Linked DNA regions of Homo sapiens: region 2 is linked to region 1. A link is a contact called in ENCODE Hi-C data. All regions are on one chromosome and are shown on one strand. Each heading gives the region's core, a stretch centred on a gene start or an enhancer-like site at or near the end of the contact. The rest is flanking DNA. Distances are from core to core; before and after follow the strand shown. Region 1 overlaps LOC105371664 (a long non-coding RNA gene). Region 2 overlaps LOC124904475 (a long non-coding RNA gene).

Region 1 (4,902 bases), core at 1,359-3,858:
TAGCACCTTGGAAACCAAAGACATTTATTAGATTGCCCTTTATAAAACTACATTTAGTAACCAGTATGCCAAGATTTACATTAGATTCTCTTTGTTATAGTGATTTCTGCTGATACATATACTATGCTAGGAAGATTCCAGTCAGTGATTGTGAAATATCTCCTATATTATTTGAATTAAATAGGCTATGGTCAAGTCTTAAAACTCAAAGATATATATATCTATAGGTACATACATAGACAGATACATACCACTAGATATAGATATATATTTGCCACTGTAAATAGTTCATATTTTATTGCTATTAACTCTTTCAACCACTAAATGTCTAAGGTTATGAATTCATCAAATATACAAATGCAATTTTTTTTTTGAGACAGAGTCTCACTCTGTCACTCATGCTGGAGTGCATGGCACTATCTCAGCTCACTGCAACCTCTGCCTCCCAGGTTCAAGTGATTCTCCCACCTCAGCCTCCCAAGTAGCTGGGATTACAGGTGTGCACCACTGCACCTGGCTAATTTTTGTATTTTTAGTAGAGATGGGGTTTCACCATGTTGGCCAGGCTGGTCTCGAACTCCTGACCTCAGGTGATCCACCTGCTTCAACCTCCCAAAGTGCTGGGATTACAGGCGTGAACCACTGCACCCGGCCAGTGCAATGATTTCTAAGGCAACCAACAAGGAGTAAGATTTATATTTATTAAGCATCCGTTATATACTTGGTTTCATGCCAGATGCTTTATATTTATTATATTGTTTAATTTTTTATAGCATTCTAAATCTAACCCCATGATTCAGAGTTGACGTGAAGCTATCGTATAGCCAATCCAATTTTTTTTTTTAAGACAGGGTCTTGCTCTGTCCCCCAGCCTGGAGTGCAGTGGTGCAATCATGGTTCACTACAGCCTCAACCTCCTGGGCCCAAGCAATCCTCCCATCTCAGTCTCCCTAGTGGCTGGGACTTCAGGCCTGTGCACCACGATGCCCAGCTAAGTTTTGCATTTTTTGTAGAGACAAGGTTTTGCCATGCTGCGCAGGCTGGTCTCAAACTCCTAAGGTCAAGCGATCCACCTACCTCAGCTTCCCAAAGTGCTGGGATTACGGGTATGAGCCACCATACTTGGCCCACGAATCTAATTTTCTATGAAAGGAAAGGCACTAAAATCAACAAGTCCTGTTGAAAGTATCCGCTGTTTAGGGCCAAAGAAGCCAGGACACACATTCTGCCTCTACAGTGTGTTCTGAAACTCCAAATCCTTGTTTTTCATTTATAAACCAGGGATAATAACTATCTCATGATGGGTTGGTGATGGTTACAAGAGACAATGTAAAAGAGTAGCTATGAAGTAGGGACTAAATTAACATCAGTTTACTTCTTCTACGTGCTCCTTCTTCTTCTCCTTCCTTTTTCCCTATAGGTTTCTCTCCTGTCTTATAATCCACTTATGTTGGATAGGTAACTAAAAAATAAAATCGAAAATGGTAAAGCTGAAAGCGGCTGTAGTGGCCTTTTTTAAAAAATGAAGAGAATAAGGTCCAAGTGTTTAAAGATATAAACACAGCTAAGCAGTGGCAAATATACTAAAAAATGATCCCAAGTTCAATGTATTTTTCACTCTATCTAGATAATGTGTATAGCTAAATTAAGTTAGTTCATGTTTCACCCACCCTCCAGAATCCCTTCCATTCTAAACTCAATCAAGAATTTTTCAGCACCCAGGTTTTTACTACAGATAGCGCTTGTAAAGTTCCATGTGCCTCAAAAATGGACACAATGGCAACCTGGAGATACTACCCATGTACCCTGTTTAAAGGTTGCAGCCACTGTTTAGTTTCAAAAAATTATTGCTATGCAGAAATTTTGACCTACGGTTGCTAGATATTTTTCAAGAACAGAGTATCAGTGTAAATCTGAGTATCAGTGTAAAATTTTCTATTTTTTTTAACATTAAGAAGGCAAAATAAACCACCAGTTCGTGCCTTTCATGATAATGTCTAGAATGGAGGAAACAAGCTTTGGATAATCCAAGAACATCCATGCAAGTTCTCCTCTCAATAAAGGAATTAGGGGAGAATAGAGGAGAACTCTTTTTCCTCCCAGTTTCTGTTTTCACTTGCCTGCATTTTAAATTGAGTAAAAAGTGATCCTGAATGAGTCTGTTCTATCATATTTCCCTTCACTCTCTTTGAAGTTCAGGGCTCAAAAGTAGGAGATTAGTAAACATTTATCAATTAATTCATTGGTTGTGGGACTACTATTAATTTCTCCACCTCTCAGATTTCTTTATTTCTCCATCTCTTGATTTATTTTTTCTGCAAACACTCATTCAATAAACAGTCACTAAGCACCTGTCAGGCCCTGTGCTGGAGATGATGAAGAAATAAATAACAAATAGTCCCTGCCTTCGAAGAACTCCTAGTGTAGAGCAAGAGCTGAATATGTAAGCAAATAACTCTTTATGATGGTATGTAAAAGTTATACCGAGCATGATTAGCTTTAAAGTGGCATTTGCTTTACTTACAACCCGCCACATTGCCACAAAAGAGCTCAGAAGCTTAAAAAAAAAAAAGTGCAGCTGTCAGTAGTGATTAACACAACGGCTAGACACTGTGTATGAGAACGGATATAGGTGGTTTTATAAGGATCATGTGGTTAAGTGGGACACGCATGTTGAACAGAGTCTGCAGACATTTTGCCCAAAACTTCCTTTTGCAGTGTGCACATGTAAATGAGCCTTGCGTGGAAGTTTTTGCTTCCGGAATAAGATTGACTAGCCAGTGAAGCTCCTTATTACTCATTTCAGCAATCATTTGCTTTTCTTGATGCAATATATAAAACGTGTACAAAATACAGCAAAGGAACTTAGGTCACCCACGTTAACTTAGGACGTTTCTGTTGACTAACTTTGGGCGTTCTATTTATTAAAATTTGAAAGTCATAAATGCTGGGCTTAAAAGAAAAGAATCTCTCAGAACCTGAAATGAAAATTTAGCATTATATGACAGTTTTGAGAAAAATGATTCAGAGTTCTTTAAAAATTAAACTTCCCAAATGATTCTAGATTGAATTATATTCTGAATACCTAATATCTGCAGATTACTGTTTTAGATGCTATAGAGACAAAAAGTAGGTATATTAGCCTTCTAATCCTTAAAGAATCTGTAGTCCAATTGGGGAAGTAAGCACAAGGCAGGTGAAAAAGAGAAATAATAAAACAAAGCAGCATACAATAAATTTCCAAATGACTAATGCCAATAATCAGAGATATGTGTGCAATTAGATAACAATAACTGAGTTAGAGCCATCTAGAAAGAAATCGTACTTGATGTGAGTCTTGCAGAAGGGAATAATTTGGATAAAACAGGAGAATAATTGGTGTATAAAGGAGAAAGAAGAGTGGAGCAAAAACATAGGTGTAGATAAGCTTCAGAGAAATTTAGGAAGCAGGGATCAGACTCCCCCGGCTGTAGCAGAGGAACCCTGGGAGGACAACGAGGACTTGGAGGGAATGAAGGTTGAAGTGAGACAAACAAGAACATGAATGCAAAGCCATGGAGTTCAGACCTCCTCCCACAGGTAACGATGAGCCACTGGATATTTTCTCTTAGCTGAGTCATGTGATGAACCTGGAGGCTGCATGAAGGAAAAAGGCAAGGAGTCATAGTTAGAACTAGGTATGTTGAGAGAGATGTAAGAACTTCATCAGGCTAACAACTTGACATTTCTTCAAATATATATATTCTTTAAATAGAATGTTCAATATTTCTTTAGAAGGATTAGAAGAAACTAGCTTTATTTTATTTTATTTTATTTTATTTTATTTTATTTTATTTTATTTTATTTTATTTTTGGAGACAGAGTGTCGCTCTGTCACCCAGGCTGGAGTGCAGTGGAGCAATCTCAGCTCACTGCAACCTCTGCCTCCCAGGTTCAAGTGATTCTTCTGCCTCAGCCTCCCTAGTAGCTGGGACTACAGGTGCGTGCCACCACGCCCAGCTAATTTTTGTATTTTTAGTAGAGACAGAGTTTCACCATATTGGCCAGGCTGGTCTTGAACTCTTGACCTTGTGATCTGCCTGCCTCGGCCCCCCAAAGTTCTGAGATTACAGGCGTGAGCCACCACGTCCAGCCTGGGAGAAACTAACTTTCTATTAGTGTAGATTATATTCCACTTTATATTAAAAACAGATTTATTGTGTTGACTTAGCCTTGCGTAGAAGTTTTTGCTTGAATTTTCAAAGGCTTTGTCGTTTTTTCAGAATCAATTATAAAATTCTATCAATATGAATATATGAACATATGGATTTCCAAGTGTACGATCCCTAGCATGAATAGTATATAGCATTTTCACTCTTTTGGAATTTTCTGGTTTTCAGGTTGTTTCCTACTTTTCAAAATTCATATTTTCCTTCTATTTTCCTCTGTGATTTCTTGTAACATTTGGCTACTTGTCATAGATTTGAGAATATAAATAATATTTATATTCAGTAAATAGTGCTATGTCATGCATTATTCATTTTCAGAGTTTCAGTGTACTTACTTAACCACCCACCACCTCACAAGCTGAGAATGACTCTCAGCTGACTAGTTTCAAGTTAGTGGTGTGGCCTTTATGCACCATAGAGCTTCCATGTATGTTCCCCAAATACTAAGCCAAGATGGGTCAATGTCAGTGAGAATGTATTTGATTTCATTATGTACTTTTCATTTTTCATTACATGTTTATATTAGGTATTTATTTTATATATTTTACTATGTATGTATTTTCAGCCTTGGGCATTGCTTCCTTTGGCTAGAGTAAGACCAAGATTCATTTTGCCAAGTTTGAAAAAGGTATAGTTGGAGAACTGAGTGACCTGGCACTTCATTGATTATATAGATATTATATATTTATATGAT
Region 2 (4,902 bases), core at 1,003-3,502, 1.0 Mb after region 1:
AGGAAAAATGTGACCAATTTTTAGGTAATATAATTTAAACAGAAATGTTACTTTTAAAAAATGAGAACTTTTATACTTCGGCTTCAAGTGTCAATTGTAAAACCATTTTGGAAATAGTTTTGCGTTTTACTTAAAAAGTGAAATGAGTGAACACTCTAAGGCACAGCTCTATAGCTTGGTGAAACTCACATGTATGTCAGCAGACACATCAATGTTCAAAGCAACATCCTTAAAAGCAAAAAACAGGAACAAGCCAAATGCACATCTACATTTGCAGTGGATAAATTGTATTGCATGCATATAATGGAATAACATATAATGTGAAAATGGACTACAGCTACATATATTAGTAAGAAACAAAAGGTGCCTTAAAAATATATACACAGAATTTCCTTTAAAATTTAAAAAGCAGCTGAAACTGAGCAACATGTGGATAGGAAATTCATGTGAGTTTAAACCATAAAGAACAATAAGGGAATAATTAAGGTAAAAGTAAGGATAGTGGCTAACTCTGAAGAGAGGGACAAAGGAGGTATAAGCAATCAGGTAGGGAAACCGGGGGCCTTAGGGATATTGATAATATTCTGTTTCTTTAAATGGTGGCATTCACTGATCTTATTCTTAAAATATATATTCATCTTTTATATAAATTTTATGTCAAAAGTATAATAACTGAGCAGAATAATTGGTAAGAAGTATTGAGTAATTATTGTCTTGAGTTTTTTCCCTTCATTCTTGACTGATAGTTTGGCAATTGATTATAGATAATGAATTATACACAGTCATGCACCACATAATGTTTTGGACAACGACAGACTGCAGATACAACAGGGGGTAAGATTATAAGGGAGCTGAGAAACTCCTGTGGCATAGTGGCATGTGGCAGCTGTCTTAACATAGCACAGTGTGTTATCTTTTCTATCTTTAGATATATTTAGACACACAAATACTTATCGTGTTACAATTGCCTACAGTATTCAATACAGTAACGTGCTGTATATGTTTGTAGCCTAGGAGCAATAGGCTAAACCATATAGCCTAGGTGTGTAGTAGGCTATACCATCTAGGTTTGTGGAAGTACACTCTATGTTGTTTGCACAATGACAAAATCACCTCAGCAACACGTGATTGACTGTATTTAATTGTATTAAAAATGTTTGTTGTAGAAAAAAATGGAAAAAATGAAGTTTGTCGTCTTAACTTTTTCTAAGTTCAATTGTTATCATTTTTACCTCCCAGTCGTTTTTAGCAGTTTTAAGTATATTCAAATTGTTGTGTGACTGATCTCCAGAATGTTTTCATCTTGCAGAAGTGAAACTTTTGATTCATTAAACAACTCCCCCTTTCCCCCTCCCCCAAGGCTCTGACAACCACCGTTCTACTTTCTGTTTCTGTGAATAGGTTCCATGAATCTGACTACTCTAGATACCTCATGTAAGAGGAATAATACAGTACAGTAGACTCCCCTTACTTGTGGTTCCACTTTTTGCAGTTTGTTACCTGCTGTCAACTGTGGTTTGAAAATATTAAATAAAAATTTCCAGAAATAAACAATTTGTAAGTTTTAAATTGGGTGACATTCTTTGTAGTGTGATGAAATCTTGTCCCATTCAGCCCAGGATGTGAATCATTCCTTTGTCCAGCATAGCCCTTCCGCATATGCTACCTGACTGGTAGGCACCTAGTAGCCATCTCAGTGATCAGATCACCTGTCCAGGTATTGCAGCGTTTGTTTTCAAGTAACCCTTATTTTACTTAATAATGGCCCCAAAGTACAAGAGCAGTGATGCTGGCATATTGTTATAATTGTACTATTTTATTATTAGTTATTAATCTCTTACTGTGCCTAATTTATAAATTAAACTTTATTGTAGGTATGTATGTACAGGAAGAAACATCATATATATAGGCATCATTAATACCCTTGGTTTCAGGCATCCACAGGGATCTTGGAATGTATCCCCTGACGATAAGGGAAGACTCTTACACTTGTCTTTTGTGACTGGATTATTTCACTTAGCATAGTGTGTCCAAGATTTATCTGTATTGTAGGATGTGGTCAGAATTTCTTTCCTTCTTAAGTCTAAATAATATTCCATTGTATGTGTATTAGTCTGTTTTCACACTGCTGATAAGCACATACCTGAGATCGGCTAATTTACAAGAGAATGAGTTTTAATGGACTTACAGTTCCTCGTGGCTCGGGGGGCCTCACAATCATGGTGGAAGGCAAGGAGGAGCAAGTTACATTTTACGTGGATGGCAGCAGGCAGAGAGAGAGCGAGCTTGTGTGGGGAAACTCCCCCTTATAAAACCATCAGATCTCATAAGACTTATTCATTATCATGAGAACAGCATAGGAAAGATCTGTTCCCATGATTCAGTTACCTCCCACTGGGTCCCTCCCACAACACGTGGGGAATTCAAGAAGAGATTTCAGTGGGGACACAGTCAAACCATATCAGTATGTATATACCACATTATGTTTATCCATTATCTGCTGGTCAACACCTACGTTATTTCCACCACTTGGCTATTGTGAATAGTGCTGCTACAAACATAGGTGGGCAAGTAAGTCTTTGAGATCTTGCTTTCTTTTGAATAGAGACCCAGATGTAGAATTCCTGGATCATACGGCAATTCTATTTTATTTTATTTTTTTTGAGGGTTATCTTTTATAGTGGCGGTACAATTTTACATTCCCACCAACACTATTTTTCCCATCCTTGGTAATTTTTTCCTGTCCTTACCAACATTTAACTTCCATTTTTTTTTTTTTTTCTGATAGTAGAATTCCTAATGGGCGTGAGGTGATATCCATTGGGGTTTTGATTTGCGTTTTCCTAATGATTAGTAATGTTGGGTCCCTTTGCATATACGTGGTCATTTATATATCATCTTTGGAGAAATGTTTATTCAAAGGATTTGTCTGTTTTAAAAGCTTGGGCTGTTTTCTTGTTAAAGGCATTTTTTTTTATATTCTGGATATTAACCTCTTATCAGATACATGATTTGCAAATATTTTCTCCCATTCTGTAGGCTGCATTTTCACTCTGTGGATTGTGCCCTTTGCACAGAAGCTTTTACTTTTGTTGCCTATGCTTTTGTTGTTATATCCAAGAAATCCTTGCCAAATCCAATGTCATGAAGATTTTCCCCTATTTTTCCTTGTATGCTTTACAGTTCAGATCTTTTAGGTCTTTGATCTACTTTGAGTTAAATTTTGAATGTGATGTAAGGTAAGGGTCCAACTACATTCTTTTGCCTGTGGATATTCAGTTTTCTCAACACCATTTGTTGAAGAAACTGTCCTTTCTCCATTGAATGGTCCTGGCATCCTTGTTGAAAATCTTTCGGAGATTAAGAATTATGTATATATGTTTAGCACCTTGAAGACTTCGTTCAGCTGTTTCCAGCTTTCAGTTTTTGAAGAGTCAGCTTTCAGTTTCATTGTTCTACTTTTCTAGTTGCTTTAAAGATCTTTTAAAATTGTTTTTGGTTTACTATGAGTCTAGGTGTGGATTTCTTTCTATTAACCTGGCTTAAGATGTTCTGGGATACCTAAGTCTTTGGATGGGTGTCTTTTGTCAGCTCCCCATCAATATTTCGTCTGTTAGAGCTTCTGTTCCATTCTTTGTAGGATCTTTTGAAAATCTTAGTAGTTTTTTTGTTGTGCGTGAGACAGGGTTTCGCTCTGTCACCCAAGCTAGAGTGCAGTGGCATGGTCACAGCTCACTGCAGCCTTGACTTCCCAGGCTCAAGCAATTCTCCTGCCTCAGCTTCTCAAGTAGCTGGGACTACAGGAGGCACCACCACATCGTTAGTAGATCTTTATTATACCTTCTCACTCCGAACTTCATGTTTCACAACATCTCAGATGTCATATTTTCCATCTGTCTCTTTGTGTTTCATTCTGCATTCAATCTTTAGCTCTCTATCTTTGAACTTACTTTCTTTTCTGCCATATCAAATAACTTATTTAACTCTTCCTTTGAATTTCTCACTTTAATATTATACTCTTCCTTTCTACTTAACTGTTTTGCATATCTGCTGGTTCATAGTTTTGGTACTTGCTTATTCTGCCATTATATTCTTTTACTAACTGCTGTAGACTGAGTGTCTGTCCCCCCAAATTCATGTGTTGAAACCCTAATCAAGAATGTGATGGTATTTGAAGGTGGGGCCTGTGGGAGGTGATTAGGATTAGATGAGGTCATGAGGGTAGAGCTCTCACAGGGCTCTTAGGAAAAGAGGAGGAGACAGAAGATCTCTCTGCATGCATACACCAAGGAAGGCCATGAGATTTTGTAACCAGGAAGACAGCTTTCACCAAAACCTTGACCATGTTGGTACCCTATTCTTGAACTCTAGAACTGTGAAAAATATTTGTTTAAGCCTCTAAGTCTATGGTAATTTATTATAGTAGCCTGAAATAAGATATGATATCTGTTCTTTTTTAACATTAATTATTCATATTTTACATTGATAATTTAAACACCTGCAGTTTTTGTGGAACTGATTTGTTTAAGTCTCAGTCACACAGGCTTGTTTCCAGTTGTGATTTGTGTTTCAATTGTGAGCTTATGCTTGTTGAGACTTTTATCTGTGGGAATTCTTTGGGGTCTGAGGTTGAGGTCATTTCTACAGAGAGCATTTGTTTGCCTCTGTCTAGCATCTGAGAGCACTACAATTTGGACTACCTTAAATTATTTTCTACTCGAGGTTTTTCAGGCTGTAAAAATAATGTAAAGTCTGATCTCGCATCTGTTATGAAGTTTGCTTTATTGTTAGCAATTCTCAGGCAAGACATTTTTTTCTCTCCACCCATGGCCTAGGCCTAGTCAGGCAGTTTTCCTCACTGTCTTCCTTCATAGGTGCTTTTATTTATGTAGTTCACTCTTT

The links. A loop is a pair of places that touch in the nucleus more often than their neighbours do. Pooled maps may share reads with other maps.
Region 2: a pooled map shows a loop between it and region 1 (11-fold over the local background). The contact joins two enhancer-like sites. A Hi-C loop is called at or near these places in 2 of 37 single-sample maps with no recorded cell type and 7 of 50 pooled maps.

Annotation. Positions count from the first base shown.
Region 1 is chr1:192,514,328-192,519,229 of GRCh38, forward strand. LOC105371664 (a long non-coding RNA gene) reads right to left here. Exons shown (of 5, transcript XR_002958418.2): 5 at 1-3,636. Among named protein-coding and RNA genes, the nearest start is that of RGS1, 59 kb to the right of the region's middle. RefSeq lists enhancers at 2,311-2,430, 2,491-2,610 and a silencer at 4,493-4,672. Within about 2 kb of position 2,609, at least 7 of the 41 ENCODE cell types and tissues checked have a DNase peak (open chromatin) inside an H3K27ac peak, as active enhancers do.
Region 2 is chr1:193,536,504-193,541,405 of GRCh38, forward strand. All of the region lies in intron 3 of LOC124904475 (a long non-coding RNA gene), which reads left to right. Among named protein-coding and RNA genes, the nearest start is that of LINC01031, 230 kb to the left of the region's middle. RefSeq lists enhancers at 3,352-3,561, 3,812-3,881. Within about 2 kb of position 2,253, at least 9 of the 41 ENCODE cell types and tissues checked have a DNase peak (open chromatin) inside an H3K27ac peak, as active enhancers do.